2 separate regions of the Homo sapiens genome follow, and region 1 is linked to region 2. Evidence: read pairs that join two places in POLR2A ChIA-PET (ENCODE). Cell type or tissue: CD4-positive, alpha-beta T cell. All regions are shown on one strand. Links, peaks and the distances in the headings refer to the core of each region. The heading gives the core; the rest is flanking DNA. Region 1 holds the start of LOC124903555 (a long non-coding RNA gene). Region 2 overlaps CRTC3 (CREB regulated transcription coactivator 3).

Evidence for each region. Peaks named below come from ENCODE experiments on the same cell type or tissue, not always from the same donor. Only the 100,000 strongest peaks of a DNase experiment are listed, where the experiment ranks them.
Region 1: POLR2A ChIA-PET joins it to region 2 with 13 read pairs; 12 of 35 experiments call an interaction of 5 or more read pairs at or near these places.

What each region holds. Positions count from the first base shown.
Region 1 is chr15:90,591,392-90,599,730 of GRCh38, reverse strand. It overlaps CRTC3 (CREB regulated transcription coactivator 3), which reads right to left. Exons shown (of 15, transcript NM_022769.5): 3 at 5,976-6,095. It overlaps LOC124903555 (a long non-coding RNA gene), which reads left to right and starts at 3,753. Exons shown (of 2, transcript XR_007064758.1): 1 at 3,753-3,840; 2 at 5,869-6,371. It overlaps LOC124903554 (a long non-coding RNA gene), which reads right to left and starts at 704. Exons shown (of 2, transcript XR_007064756.1): 1 at 617-704. RefSeq lists enhancers at 1,240-1,534, 3,702-3,771, 5,167-5,667. In CD4-positive, alpha-beta T cell, for the core only: no CTCF peak of the experiment used is centred there; DNase peaks (open chromatin) are centred at 1,420, 1,890 and 5,120; H3K4me3 peaks cover 772 bases; H3K27ac peaks cover 6,389 bases.
Region 2 is chr15:90,536,445-90,544,783 of GRCh38, reverse strand. It overlaps CRTC3 (CREB regulated transcription coactivator 3), which reads right to left. Exons shown (of 15, transcript NM_022769.5): 2 at 4,647-4,745. Among named protein-coding and RNA genes, the nearest start is that of CRTC3, 11 kb to the right of the region's middle. In CD4-positive, alpha-beta T cell, for the core only: no CTCF peak of the experiment used is centred there; a DNase peak (open chromatin) is centred at 4,813; H3K4me3 peaks cover 1,297 bases; H3K27ac peaks cover 2,909 bases.

The sequences.
Region 1 (8,339 bases), core at 168-8,167, 55 kb before region 2:
AAGTTAGCATTTTAACCTTCCTGATATTAACAACATGAAAATATAGTAAATTCCTGGAAATTTTTAATATAATTAGGTTGAGGCATCAAAAGTTGAAAGATGTGACCTCTGAGCTCTCTTAATTTTCACTCTCATCTAATTTAGTGGATATTTGAAAACCCAAGAGAACCACTCATGTTATACACTTATACTTAATGCAAGGAAAATCTAGAAGAAGTTTATTTGTTCTTTGGAAAACTTCAGAAAACTTCATTCAGGTGGCTTTAAACTACTCCACAACACTGACATGCCCTAAGTAACAACCTCGAGACAAAGGAAACACTCTTATTTATAAACTTGAATTTACCATTTACTCAAGAAACATTTCTGGCATCCCTGCCAGGTGCCAGCGTGCCAGCGGAAGGGCAGCACAGGTCACAGGGCTTTTAACAACCACATCAGCGCCTCCTCCATTGCTTCCTTAGTTAAGCTTAGTGAAGCCTTTGGCTCAAGGAAGATTTCCACATTAAAAAAGGAAGGCAGGGAGGAGGGATGATGAAAAAGATAAACAAAGAAGAGGTGGCTGCAATGGATGGAAACAAAAATTAAAGTTAAAAAAAAAAATCCCCACACTCACATGGATCTTTTCTTATCCCTCTGTGCACTCCTTTCCGCCCCTTTGCCTTCCGTCCTGATGTTCCCTGGGGTCCTGTGGCCTCGCAGCCTCAGGCCACACCTGCCTGCATTGCTCTGAGAGGCAAAGGATGCTCTCAGGATCCCTGGGCACCAGGCAGAGTGTGAGCAGGTGGAGGGGGTGGCGGGAGCCTCCGGGCACAGGAGCTTTAGGAGGCGCTTCCTAAGAGCCTCAGGGCCAGTGCCCGTCTTCCTGGTAGAGAGCCCCTGTCCTCCATGCTCGCCTTGGCCAATCGCATCCTTCCCTCGGCCCCACTGTCACCCACAGTCCAGTAACTCATAAATCGACACCTCCAGCTCCCAACAGTTCTTTTGTGAACTCCAAGTGCATACTTCCAACTGCCTACTCAAGTTCTCTGCCAAAAGTACCCAAGACAGCTCAAATTCTACCAAAAATCCAACCAATCACTGTCCCCTTAATCTGTTCCTCTTCTTATAGTCCATCTCATTTAGTGAGGCCACCGTCCACCAAGACACTCATGTTAGGATCTCAGAGTCATCCCAGTGTGTTCTCTCTCTCCCCAAGCCTCTGCAGTTCTGTGCAGGAAAATCTTCCTCCTCGAGTTACTGCCTCAATCCATCAACACAGGGACTGCTGTTCCTCTCAACCTGTGGAGTGTTAGAGGGAACAGTTCTTACTCTTCACCAAAGGAAGGGGAGCAGCTCTTCTTCTTCTGATAAGAGAGGACATCAGTTGGCCAGTTTACCAGTGGGTGGGGTTACTGAGCCACAGAAGCTGAAAACAAGACCCGCCCTGGCCCTTTCTTTGTGCTGCTTGACCTGCGGCTGGGTGAGCAGGCCCAGGGTTCCCTTCTCTTGGCTTCCCGTCCCTGTGCGGTCAGTGTACCTGGGCAGGGCTCAGGAACTGCCTTGTCGGGGCAGCCTGGAAGCCAGTCATTTCTCTCCTGCTCTGGAACTCTGTGTTCTGCCAGGGACACAGTTTGTGGGGCAGGCCTGAGACCTTCCATGTAGCTGGTGGGGTAAGTGGGCTCGGAGTCTGGTTAACAGAACCCACCTACCAAGACAAGTTTCAGGGTCAGATTTAATATATAAAACTGGCCACAATTTGGCTCCTTCCTGATTGCTCAGCCATGTGTTTATTGTCATTCTACTTCTTTTTGTCCCTTTACCTCTAACTATGTCCCACTAGAAGACATCTTAAAGTGAAACTGTAAGGGAGGATATGAGTGGCATCTTTTTGAGTCCTTGCATTTATAAGAACATCCTGTTTCCCTCAGCAAATGAGAGGCAAACAGGTTGCATGTGGTATTGTGAAGTCAGAATATTTCCCCCTTAAAATTCTAAAGACCAATGTTTCCTTGTCCTTCAAGATAAGACGGGTGTTAGGTAACAGTTGGATTTTGTGATCACTTAAGTTTTGAAATTCTGGGTTAAAGATAAGAAGTTTATTAACTGCAGGACTTTTCAGAGCCCTGATATATACGGTCAGGCTCCAAGAGGTGATACAGAGTATGGTGTTTCTCAAATGTAATAGGCCATGCATCTCAAAGAAACAGTGTCCTATAAACCAATGTCCTAACATTTTCATCTCATTATGATGAAAAGAATCAAAGCAAGGCCCAGCCCAGAGAGGAGAATCATTCCTAACTCTAGTAGGTCTTAGGCATCTCTTCACGACCCTTCACGCTGGTGAACTCTTGACTTCCTTTCAAGGAAGGCATTTCGTGTTTCCTTCTGAGCGTGTCATCCACAAGGCTGAGAAAATATTTTATTTGCTATAAATTTATGTTAATAGTTCAGAAGTTTAGCAATGGTGTTTGGGACACGGCACGTCTGCCAACCTTGATGAGTGAGAGTAAGAAGGGCTGCTACAGACTGCACATCTGCAGAAGGGCAGAAGAGCTTCTCTTCCAAGTGCCCGAGCCCAGGCCCCCAGCCAGGAGCAAGCCCTGGCAGTGCCTCTCCTCCGCCTGTGTGGGGCTAGGCCAGGGCCCAGCTGCAGCTGTGCCTTGGTCTTGTGTGGCCACCCATGCCAAGGGCAAAGCCCACTCCAGAAGGAATCTCCTGTGGCAGAGCTCTGCGTGCTGTGGCTGCCCACTCTGAGAGGAGGCCAGAGTATTTGTTAAACAATGTTCGTTTTATTTGAGATCACCCTATCATAGGAGTGAACCCTTAAAACCCTTGTCTAAGCCAGTGTGTCTTAAATAACACCCAAGCCAAGAAACAGCTATAATAATTCTGATTTTTTCCTTTTGTTCTAACAAAGATTCAAACTAGTGTTTTATACTTTCAAATGAAGAAACTTCATTTAAAAAGTCATAGACAAATGTTCAAGGCCACAATTTTAAGCAGATTATTTCACAACCAACAGAATGCAGGTCGTGAAAGCAAAGACGGAATCACAGCCCTCCTCCTCCAAGTGGAATAGATTAACACCAAAATAAAATCATCCCATTTCACGGACCCTTGATTCCTCAAAAGAGACTGGGCTAAAGAACTTTCTTTGCATCAACCGATGTCCAGTCCCAGGAACCCAATTTAGGAGCTTAGGAGACCACAGAGACATGGCTCATGATCAGTGAATCTGACTCATACTGTCTAATAACTTTAATTTCTCTGCATATTAACTTGGTTTTTGTTTCTCCTTCCTTTAGGAGTTGACTAGCTTTGCTTATGCTCTCAAGTTGATCCATACAGTGCCAGATTATACCCTATCATAAGAGATAGGGTCCCCTGAACACAAGAAGTCATCTCCCCTTCTGGGTAGGACTTTGCACCACATTCTCTTCCCTCTGCCTGGAACATACCTCCCAACTGCTTTACTCTCTTAAATCTCACTCATTACCATCTAAAACCATTTTCCTTTCTTATTGCCTGTTTGCTGTCATCTCCCACAGGACTGTGAACTCAAGAAAGCAGGAAGTATGCCTCCCTTATTCATCACTGGGTCCCCAGTGCTTAGAACAGTGCCTGGCACAGAGACGGGGCTCTGTAAAGATCTGCTGAATGAACACTTTATCCTCTTACTTCTTATCCTTCAAGCCTCAGATGTTCCCCCAGGATGCCTTCTTCGTTTCCCCAGACTAGTTCAAGCTGCACCTCCGACGTGCTCCCACAGCCCCTGAGCTGCCTCCCTGCAGACGCCATACCTGCCGTGGCTGCTTGTTTGCTGAGTAGCCTCTCCCACTGAACCCTGGGCAACTTGAGGTCAGGGACCATGCTGTTTACTGTTACAGTGAATTAAAATGTCTAAAACGGTGTCTGACCACTAGCACATACTTAACAAATAATTTTTATAAGTGAATAAACATTCTCCTCTTTTTTCTTCAATTCCCTTCTCTATTTTGGTTAGTAAAACTATATGCATGCTTATACATTTAGACCGTACTTCAAAAGTATCTGAGATAGCCACATATACATACACACACGTATATATAGCATAATGTTTAATCTAATATATAGAAATGAGAGCACTGACAGGAAAAAGAGGGAACTGAGAACTGAAAAAATATACATTGGTTTTTTTTTTTTTTTTTTGAGACGGAGTCTCGCTCTGTTGCCCAGGCTGGAGTGCAGTGGCGCGATCTCGGTTCACCGCAAGCTCCACCTCCCGGGTTCACACCATTCTCCTGCCTCAGCCTGGGACTATAGGTGCCCACCACCGAGCCTGGCTAATTTTTTGTAATTTTAGTAGAGACGGGGTTTCACCACGTTAGCCAGGATGGTCTCAATCTCCTGACCTCGTGATCTGCCCACCTCGGCCTCCCAAAGTGCTGGGATTACAGGCGTGAGCCACCATGCCCAGCCAAAAAAAATACATTGTTAAATCAATCAAAGAAACACTCCAAGTCTTTTGCCTGAATATTCTTGGCAATTTGGACAACGGTTTGATGTACCACTCCATCCTGACATGTACAAATTTGCTGATGAATTGCCTCCATTTCCTTTTGCCTTTTTCATTCAATGTCAAAGTTATCACACATTCCAGAATAGATTCTCAAGATCATTTATCATCTTTACTTTCCTTGATAACAGCCACATAATATACAAAATCAGAAGTCAGTCCTTCTGTGGACCAAATGTGGTGTGTTCCTGGGGGCGGGAGAAAGGGGAGAGAAAAACATTCCCTGGGGTCATTATCCTTGCCTCCAAATAGACTAAAAACTGCAAGAAGCTTGAAGGCAAGAAAAGTTGGGGTTTCCCTAGAGTGCCCCCACAACTCCTGGCTCCCTTGTACAAGGTCCTCATCACTGCGAATGGTCGCAGGTGGCATAGGGAGGGGAGAGCACAGGCTGGGCCATCAGCGGGGCCTGGTCTGAATCCTGGGTTACTTCACCACACACTCAGTTTCCTCATCAGAAAATGAGGGTTAAAAAAATTAACGACTCAGTGAGTTTTTGAGGACTAAGTGACACATAAATTACCCAGCACAGCGCCTGGCATGGGTAGGTGCTCAGTAAACATGAGTGCCCTGCCCCCACTTCCTGGTTTCTAGGCTTGTGAAGCCAACTCTACCATCACTGCCAGGAATTCAGCTCTCCGCAGCGAGACCCACCCCGCCTTTCTTCTCCTTCCTCCACCCCTGCGCCCGAGTACTGAGAAGAATGAAGTGAGAGCACGGGCCCTCCTGGCACACTTCTGTGTCCTCTCCCAAAAAATCCAGCTCAGTTCTGTTCCCCAAAGCCTTCGGCACAATGCTGGTCACACAGCTGCACCCACCACTGCCGCCCTGTAAACAGGACTGATTAAATGAAACTGTCAGGTGAATTCACCATTTCCTTTCCTTTATTTCTACTTAACAGCAGAGTTTGGTGTGACTGTACATCACTGCATGAGATTTTCCTATATTCTAGGTTTATTTTAGTTATCACTTACTGAGTTTGAAACATCACAAATAGAAAATAATATGAAATTTTGTCTGTAAGTTCCAAAAGCAGGTCAGCAGATCAAAAGAAGTACAAATAAATCACATATCTCTATGTCCATTTTTGCTAAAGAGACTAAGGCTCTCTAACCTGATTCAAAGTCAGGTTTAACTCTAACGTGGCCAATTTCTGGAGAAAATGCTCAGAACACCCTGCAATGGGACCGAATTACAGGTTGTTTTTGTTGTTATTTCATTAAACTGAACTTTATTGATGCTTTCATAAACACCTACAATGATGTTTCCAAATGTTGACTGCAGAGATGTTTCTAGTTTCCAACTCATTTATTTGTATTGCCTCCTTTCATCAGATAAATGAAGATTCTGAGGCCAAAGGAGAATTGCAGGGAAGATAAATCCTGAAAACTTTTCAAACATTTCAGAATGCACACTCCCTTTGAAGAGTAAAAAAGGATATTTGTCGCCCTGGCTTGTCCCCAGACCTTCGGTGGAGGGGGTGGAAGCGGTTCCTGGATGGCCTCTCCACCAGCCCGTGATGGCGGGTTCCCCGAACATTATCAGCTTGGTGAAATGACGGCTGCAGAGAGAAGGGAAGAAGAGTTGGCCTCCAACCATGAAATTGACACTCACCCTCAAGAACAACTGATAACAACAGGAGATGAAAGGACCGATTTTACAGTTTTACTTATTATACATTAGTGGGCCTTGGGTCAAGGTAAATAAAGTAGTATATGGAACTATTTCTTTATAATAACCATAAAATAATGACAAATAATCTGTAGTGTGTTAAGAGGAAAGCTGAAAGAATAATAAAAGTTGTCATGCAATTGGGGGAGGAGAATCAGAAGACGGTGAACTCATATACTAAATCCCAGAAAACTAGAAAGGACACTTTGAAATGTAAAAGAGGTATATTAAAGAAAGAAACTGGCAAGCCACGAGGCACCTATTTGTTCTGCACAGTGTCTTTTAAAATTTTTGATTGAATTCATAATGTTTGAAAATTCAGACTTGAGGATTCTAGGGAAAAGTCAGAATTTTTTTTGTTTGTTTGTTTTTTGAGATGGAGTCTTGCTCTGTTGCCCAGGCTGGAGTGCAATGGCGTGATCTCAGCTCACTGCAACCTCCGCCTCCCAGGTTCAAGTGATTCTCCTGCCTCAGCCTCCCAAGTAGCTGGGATTACAGATGTGCGCCACCACGCCCAGCTAATTTTTGTATTTTTAGTAGAGACGGGGTTGCACCATGTTGGCCAGGCTGGTCTCAAACTCCTGACCTCAGGTGATCAGCCCACCTCAGCCTCCCAAAGTGCTGGGATTACAGGCATGTGAGCCACCGCACCCACCCATAAATCAAAATATCTTGGCCACAATGAGCCGCACTCATCTCAGGCTCAAGTTGAGCATGGCTGCTCCCTGTAGATGGGACACCCACTCTCTTACTATGAATCCTTACACACAAACCATTTCACTGACTCATCATTTTAGACATTCAGAGTGTGTAACCCCTGAGTTAAAGAGGAAAAAAGGAATGCTATGTAAATACAAGTGGAAAACATACAAATCATCAGTCCCTAAATGATACAAATGAAAGCAGAAACAGATTGTAGATAAATTCATGGTCAATAAATCCAAAATCCTTTTTAAAGAGATGCTTGGGGTACGTTCTTAACATTTTTGAGACTGGTATCACAAAGGGCAACCTTTTTGGTTGTCAAAAGCCAAATCCTAGGCTGGGCCAATAAATCTCACATAATGAGGCAATGTGTATACATTGTGCAATAGATGTGCTTGTGAAATATAGAAAACAGATTTTCTTCTCCCATCCCCTCCAGCATTAAGGTGTTACTGACAAAGAAAAATTGTATATATTTACACTGTACAACATGATGTTTTGATATATGTATACATAGCAAAATGATGAAATCAAGTTATTAACATATCCATCACCTCACATACTATTCATTTAAAACAGAGTTTTACGTCAATTGAGTCACATATAAAATTGGTAGCTTACTGTGAAAGGAATCCTGTGACGCAATGTTTTTATAGGGGACTTCCTTCAGCTAAAAACTAATTTTTCTTTGTTAAACATGGATTTTCTCATTTTGGTTTTGAGAATTACTCCTATTTCTCCCAAGTGGACTCATAAAATCTCTGGGCCAAATTAGTCTAACAGTTCCGATCTATTTTTATAATCCAAATCTATAAACTCACAAAATAAAGTTATCTTACCAAGGAAAAACTTCTGGGCTGGAAGAAAAATAGCCACTATGATATAGGGAAGCTAGATTTATCTCAGACAATGGAATACTCTATTCTAGAGAATAATATATTGAAATACCTGAAAAATAATGGGACAAACTGACATCAGGTGCTTCTTGGCAAGATGCAATGAGGACACAGGATCTCTTTTTTTTGAGACAGGGTCTCACTCTGTTGCCCAGGCTGGAGTGCAGTGGCACAATCTTGGCTCAATGCAACCTCCACTTCCCAGGCTCAGCCTCCTGAGTAGCTGGGACTACAGTGCATGCCAACATGCTGGCTACATTTTTATTTTTTTGTAGAGACAAGGTCTCGCCATTTTGGCCAGACTGGTCTTGAACTCCTGACCTCAAGTTATCTACCCACCTTGGCCTCCCAAAGTGTTGGGATTACATGCCTGAGCCACTGCACAATTACTGCCAAACTGGGCTCCTGAAGGCCAGTCCACAAGGTGGGGAGAAGGGTCTTTAGAAGGCGTTCCCAAAAGCAGAGAGTTCCTGAAATGTCTTTTAGACTTCCTATTAAATTTTCTAGCTGGGTGCAGTGGCTCCTGTCTAGAG
Region 2 (8,339 bases), core at 27-8,026:
TAGAGCAGATACAGGGTCGCTGGAACTCTCATGCACTGCTGGTAAGAATGTGAAACAGTAGAGCCACTTTGGAGAACAGCTTGGCGATTTCTTATAAAGCTAAAGTTAATATACACTTACTGTATGATCTAGCAATTCCACTACTAGCTACTTACATAAAAACTGTATGTGAATGTTTATAGAATATTTATTCATAATTGCCAAAAGGTGGAAACAACCCAAATGCCCATCAACTAACTGATGAATGCATAAATTATCTACATCCATAGAATGGAATTCTACTCAGCAATAAAAAGAAATGAACTACTGATCAATGCAATGTAGTGGGTTAAATTATGGCCACCAAAAGAGATATCTTCAAGTCCTAAGCCCCAGAACCTGTGAATATGACTTTATTTGAAAACAGAATCTTTGCAGATGTAATCAAGCAAAGGTGAGATCATATTGAATTAGGGTAGGCCCTAAATCCAATGACTAGTTCTTTATAAGAAAAAGGAGAGGAAGATTTAAACACAGACACAGACAAACAATGAAGAAAGTCGTGTGATGACAGAGGCAGAGAGTAAGTGATGCAGCTACAAGTTAAGGACTGCCGCAGACCACGGAAGCTAGGAAGAGACAAGGAGGGATTCTTCCCCAGAGCATTCATGGTGCTGCTGACACCATGCTGATTTCCAACTTCTGGACTCAGAACATGAGAACATGAGAAAATAAATTTCTGTTGTTTTAAGGCACTAAGTTTGTGGTACTTTGTTACAGCAGCCCTAGGAAACTAACACACGCAACCACCCAGATGAATCTCAAATGCTAAGTGAGAGAAAAACTCAAAAGACTACGGACATTTGATTCCACTAATAGGACACTGGAAGAGTCAAAACTACAGATGGTGGTTTCCAGAGGCTGGAGGTGGGGGATGGAGAATACTTACAAACAGACACAAGGGAACCTTTTGGGGTAATGGAACTATTCTACATCTTCATTGTGGTGGTGATTATATGGCAAAGAGCTGTATACCTAAAAAAGGTATAAATTATATTGTATTTACATAATACCTCAAAAACATTTACTTAAAAAAAATCTGTGCTCTGGGACTCTCCTCAGTTTTTCAAGAATTTTTCTCAGTTCGGAAGAGGGCTCCCACCAGCCTAATTGGGGAGAATGTGAAGATCAAAATAAAAATAATAGATTAGCTTGCGCTTCAAGCCCACTCTTACTCTGTAGAGCATACTTTTATTTCAATAAATCTGTGCTTTCATTGCTTCAAAAATGAATAAATAAAATAATAGATTATAATAGATTGAATAAAATAGAAAATCATAAAACCATATACCGAGAGATAAAAAATGAATGTATAGATTGAAAGTTTAATGAAGATCAGGATAAAGTATCTCCTCGCAAAATATTTATTCATTACAAAGGGGAAAAGAGTTACTTTAAATGGGGAAGCCTGACAGACAGGCCACCTTTTTTTTTTTTTTTTTTTGAGACAGGGTTTGGCTCTGTCACCCAAGCTGGAGTACTGTGGCCCCATGTGAGCTCACTGAAATCTCTGCTCTCTGGACTCAAGCACTCAATCCTCCCACTTCGGCTTCCCAAGTAGCTGGGACCAGAGGCGTGCACCACCACATCTGGCCTTTTTTTTTTTTTTTCAGTAGAGACAGGGTCTCTCCATGTTGCCCAGGCTGGCTCAAACTCCTGAGCTCAAGCGATCTGCCTGCCTCAGCCTCCCAAAATGCTGGGATTACAGGTGTGAGCCACCATGCCTGGTGGACACCACCTTAATTGATAAAAGAGAACATCATCATTAACAGGACACATCAAAATCATGTCCCTAATGTGATACCATAACAGCCTCACTTCTTCTACGTTATTCCTGCCAAAGATGCATAGTCTGAATCAAATCACAAAGATACATTAGGCAGACCCCAATTGAGGGGTTATATCTACAAAAAAACTGGCCTGTAATCTTCAAATGTGACAGGATCACAAACGTTAAGAGTACTTGAATTAATGTCAAAAATAAAAGGCTGAAAAGCTGTTCCAGACTGAAGGAGACTGCAGGCAATAACTGCATGTGATTCTGAACTGAATCCTTTTGCTACAGAGGACAGCAGGGGGACATTTGGTGAATGCAGTCTGAAGATCAGATTGTAATAATGGATCACTGTTAATTTTCTTATCTTGATGGCTGTATTTTGGTTATATAGAACAACGTCTTTGCTTGTAGGAAAAACACAGTGAAATATTAGGGGGTGATGGGGCATCAGGTCAGGAACTTATTCCCAAGTGAAAAAAAAGTTATGTCAGCAGGGCACAGTAGTTCATGCCTGTAATCCCAGCACTTTGGGAGGACGAGATGGGCGGATCACCTGAGGTCAGGAGTTCGAGACCAGCCTGGCCAACATGGTGAGACACTGTCTCTACTAAAAATACAAAAATTAGCCAGGCGTGGTGACGCACGCCTATGATCCCAGCTACTTGGGAGGCTGAGGCAGAAGAATCTCTTGAACTCAGGAGCTGGAAGTTGCAGTAAGCTGAGATCGCGCTATTGCACTCCAGCCTAGGCGACAGAATGAGACTCGGTCTCAAAAAAAAAAAAAAATTAAGTGGACTATACTTCCAAGTATTGTGTAAGTTTGTGACTGTTGCAAAGAAAAACAAAACAAAACAAAACAAAAACAGTATGAAAAGAATCCTGGGGGCTACGCACGGTGGCTCATGCCTGTAATCCCAGCACTTTGGGAGGCCAAGGTGGGTGGATTACTTGAGGTCAGGAGTTCAAGACCAATTGACCAACATGGTGAAACCCCATCTCTACTAAAAATATAAAAATTAGCTGGGCGTGGTAGTGCACGCCTGTAATCCCAGCTACTCAGGAGGCTGAGGCAGGAGAATGCTTGAACCCAGGTGATGGAGGTTGCAGTGAGCTGAGATTGCACTACTGCACTCCTGCCTGGGCGACAGAGTGAGACTCCATCTCAAAAAAAAAAAAAGAAAAAAAGAATCCTGGGAAGGCCAAGGATTATCATTTTATCCCATTCCCCAATGCAACCGGAGGGGAACATCATAGTAAATTCTATATTCCTCTAAAGTTGACAATAAAGTAGCACAAAATTGGGATCTCAGACACAGCAAACTTGCACAATGCTGTATTTCCTGAAGTATGAAATCCCGCATAAGGCAGAGACCTATGTTATTTGGATACTAAATAACCCAGTGGGTTAATATATAAGGTAGTTTGATATATGAAGGTAGATCTCTAATACAGGCAGTAATATGGTAAAGAGTCCATTGTCATTATATTGAAGACAAGATTCCGGTGCAATAGGGTACAAATATGTTCATGTAGTACTTTTTCTAATCACCATTATATTTGGAGTTCCTATCAGCACTCTCAAATGGAAGTCCCCAACTTAAATAATACATTTGGCTTTATTTGACATCATCAAAAAAGTGAACCCAGTTTCTACCACAAAGAAATAAGACAGTGCTTTTAAAATGGTCAGGCATCCAAACAATCAATTAATGCTTCATCTTAAAGTTTATATCTCAACTTTAACACCGAATCTTAAATTGCATAATTAGAATGACAGGCTCCTAATGTTTCACAGATTGGGATATCTAAGCAGGTCTAATTCAGGTCTTAACAATAGTGCCATATACCATTGTCTGAAACACCAATTCCACATTGGTTTGAACAAGGCTTTCCACTGATGTGAACGATGAAAGCACCCGAGGACACTGCAGTAATCTAAATGCAATACAGACTACTTATCTGTGTCTTACACCTGCACTGAGCCATGTGGTAGCCACCAGCCACATGAAACTAGTGAAATGCGGCTGGTCCAAATTAAAGTATGCTTTGAGTATAAAATACACAACAGATTTCAAAGACATAGTACACAGAAAAGTATGTGAGATTTCTCAGTTTTTTTATGCTGATTGCATGTTAAAATGATCATATTTTGGATATATTGGATTAAATATTTATTTTTTTATTTTTATTTTTTTTTGAGACAGTCTCGCTCTGTCGCCCAGGCTGGAGGGCAGTGGTATGATCTCTGCTCACTGCACCCTCCGCCTCCTGGGTTCAAGCGATTCTCATGCCTCAGCTTCCCAAGTAGCTGGGACTACAGCTGTGAGCCACCACACCTAGCTAATTTTTGTATTTTTAGTAGAGATGGGGTTTCACCATGTTGACCGGGCTGGTCTCGAACTCCTGACCTCAGGTGATCTGCCAGCCTTGGCCTCCCAAAGTGCTAGGATTACAGGTGTGAGCCACCATGCCCAGCCAAACATTTATTTAAGTAATATTAAAATTATAGATGAGAAAGCTGCATTTTGAAAAATATAGATATTAAAATTAACCCCACGTGTTTCTTCTTCTTTAATGTAGCTACTAGAACATTTTAAATTACATATGCTTGTGTTATAATTCTACTTGCCAGTGCTGCCTTCAGCCATTTGTGAAATAACACTATCGTATGCTGTAGAAACTATGAGAGAGAATATTAATGGACTTTCCAAAAGAAGACTGAACTGTACCTAGGCCCAGCTTATCCTTCAAGATCTCATCTTTTTAGTGATAATCTTTGTCTATTTTTTACACTCCATTCAGCTTCAAGAAAGTACATATCTGGAGGTACCTGAAACTCTGACGCACTGCTCCGCAGCTGGCTCACATTTGGTAAGGATCCTCCATGGTACTGTGTAAGGCGCAGTTGCTGAAGCTTCTGAAATTGAACCTGGAAACAAAGTGATTTAAGAACGCTGAGAGGTAACAGCAAAGATCTAAAGAAGCATCAAAGTATAGTATTTTGTAGGGGAACGGTTCAAGAATGAAAGTCTTGTTTCAATTTCTTCTCGACGTAAGTGATCACACCCTCAAGGTTTCCGGTGCTTTCTGGGTTTTGATTACTCTATTTTCGGAAAGAGCTTACCCATGTTCCAAATGTCCCATATACCATGATAGTAACGTCCTCTTGCAAGGTCTTTGAGTGTGTATGTTTGGATACACTGGCATAATCTTTAACAACAATAAAAGAATTTCTGAAAGAAAAACTAAGCTACTATCCACAACCCTAACACATTAGCTGTTTTCCCTTCTTCATGCTCTTTTCCAGCCTCCGTTTACATTTATGGTAAGAACTGCATAGCTGTGATCATAAGATAGGTACAACCTAGCATGCTCATCATAAGCCTTTTCTATGCTATTACAGAGTAATTTTTAGTGGGTATATAACAGTTCTTCTGAATTATTTCCTTAGAACACCTTCCAAAGGGTGATTACTAAATCTCTGGATATGGGCCTTTTGGTGGCTCTCAACGTATACTGCCGAAATGCTTTCCCAAAGAGTTTATAATATACATATGAGAAAAGTTTCACCAAAAAAACTCATTGATATTGGATATTACCATTAATTGGGGTAAGGAAGGAGGTCAATTCAATAGGTATAAAATGGCATCCCACCATTTTAATATGCTTTTCTTTGTAAGTTCTTCCTTACTTCATTTTTCAAAAAGCAATAAACTGGTTACAGTTCTTGTAAATCTCAAAGTGGTCTGATCTGGTCTTTAAGAGTTCTGTTTCTAAAATAATAAATTAGCTCCATGGTTACATAACCCTTGGCACTATAATTCATATAGAGAAGAAAGGGTTATAGACGAGAGCCCTGGGGCAGATTTTTACCCTTCATCACTCTCTGTCTCTAACAATAATAAAACACTACCAGATCTAAGCCCCTAGGATGGGCCAGGTGCTGTTCTCGGACACTTGGCCCACTTCATCCCTAATCCTCCCCACAACCATGCAAATGAGACTGTACTCTCCTGCTGTTACAGACCTGGAGACCCAGACTCGGAAGTTCAGTGACTTGCCACGTGGCTAGCAGGAGGCTGAGCCACGGCTGTCAGCCTCAAAGCCCATATGCCCATTTCTGCCATGCTCTTTTCCTTTGTCCCATCTTTCCCTCGATGATCATACTAATTACAAACTCAAAAAAAAAAAAAAGGTGAAGTTTGGTTTACCAAAAGCATTGTTGAACCTATGAAGCTCTCTGATAATTTCCTTTTTACATTTATTATGAAAGATTTCAAATAGTATATGTGAAATAAAGACAAGTATAATGAAACCCCATCTATCCATCTTCTAGCTTAAAAATTACCAACTTATATACAATCATCTTTCATCTTTACCCTCTCCACTACCCGCAGTGCCTCACTGACAGAAATTTCAGACATGGTATCACTCCATATTTCAATATGTATTCTCAAAAGATAAAGACTTATACTTGTTTGGAAATTTTAAAGGCATACGAAATCCTTCAGTGGCTTTAACTTCCCTTATACCTGCTGTATTTGATTTCTTAAATGTACTGCACAGGGAGACAGTTATAACCTATTAATCAAAACCCAAATCTCAGAGTCAAACATGAGGAGGACGACATGGTGTTTTTTCCATCTAGGAGTGGAGTTATAGGAATAAAGTCTCTCAGCTTTCAATCTTAACATTCTAAAAGTACTTATCAGAAGCATCTGACTATTCTTGAAATTCTCTGGACAAAATTCTCAGCCATCTTGATTTAAAGCCTTTGATTTCTTTTTTGAAGGATCAATTTATCCATTGATTTACTGATACAAAAACTTAACTGTGTGTCAGGTAGTATGCCAGGCACTGGCTTACTAAGATGAATGTATGCTAAAGTTCCTGCCTTCAGAGAGTTCTCACAAAGGCTTCAACTCTTACCCAAAAGCCTTGACACTTCAACCAAACTAAGTTATAAATCCAGATAGGGACCTGCCCTCAACTGAGCTGAAGGCCGTCTCACAATCCCCCATAACTGCTCTCCCTCCCAAAGCACCTATTTCCGAAGCCTTCAAAGACTGTTAAAAAAGAACACGGCTAGCCTGGCCAACACGGTGAAACCCCGTCTCTACTAACTATTAGCCAGCTGTGGTGGTGCATGCCTGCAATCCTAGCTACTTGGGAGGATGAAGCAGAAGAATTGCTTGAACCCAGGAAGCAGAGGTTGCAGTGAGCCAAGATCATGCCACTGTACTACAGCCTGGGTGACACAGTGAGACTCTGTCTCAAAAAAAAGGCCAGGAGCAGTGGCTCATACCTGTAAATCCCAGAACTTTGGGAGGCCGAGGCGGGCGGATCACGAGGTCAGGAGATCGAGACCATCCTGGCTAAGACGGTGAAACCCTGTCTCTACTAAAAGTACAAAAAAATTAGCCAGGCATGGTGGTGGGCGCCTGCAGTCCCAACTACTCAGGAGGCTGAAGCAGGAGAATGGCATGAACCCGGGAGGCGGAGCTTGCCGTGAGCCGAGATGGCGCCATTGCACTCCAGCCTGGGCGACAGAGCGAGACTCTAAAAAAACAAAAAGCACTGGACCTGGAATCGGATGATGTGACTTTGTAACCTGCAACTCCCGTGTGGTTGGGCAAACAACTCTGACGCCTCCTGCACAAGATAAAGTGAGGATTAAATGACACAGACACAAGAGTGGTATGTCAAATGTAAAGCTCTGGTCAACTTAAGATATTATCATTATTGCTGATCTCAGCTACCTCTTCAAACTCTGAGTTATTTTGACATTTTCCTCTTTTGAAATTTAGACTCATTGAGCTAGAAAAAGAACTTTGAGACTGTCTTCAACACCTTCATGTTTACAGATGATGAACATGTGAACCAAAGAATGATTAGCCTAAGGCCGAGGTCACAGACTGGCAGCCCATAGGCCACATTTCACCTAGAGTGTTCTGTTTACCCACCAGATGTTGACCCATTCAGTGTATTAAATTTCAATTGAAAAAATCAGGACACTGCATAAAAATATGGATTTCCAACTTCTCCTGATTGAAAGATCAGACAACACTGAACCCATGTTCTTGCATGGCATCGCTGGATGAAGCTGAGAAGAGGCCACCCCCTTAGATCGTGTTTGCCAAGTCCTCACTGTACCCTATTATCCCTTCACGATGGCCCAGGATCAGCTGCCATGATCATCTCATTCCTGGCCCCTCCATTCATTTTCCTTACCTGCCTCACTTACTGAGTTAGTGACCTTTGGCCTACAGTCACACATCTTAGTGGAATTTTCTTTAATGCCTACAGGAAATGAGATCCAGGCCTCATTAATTCCTTTTTGAGAAAAGTCTCACAATAGCCAACACGATTACAATCCAAAATCCCAGCGGGTCCTTTCAGAGACATTGACAAGATAATTCTAAAATTTATGGATGTGCAAATGACCTAGAATAGTCAGAGCAATTTTTTTTTTTTTTTGAGACAGGGTCTCTGTTGCCCAGGCTGGAGTGCAGTGTCACAATCA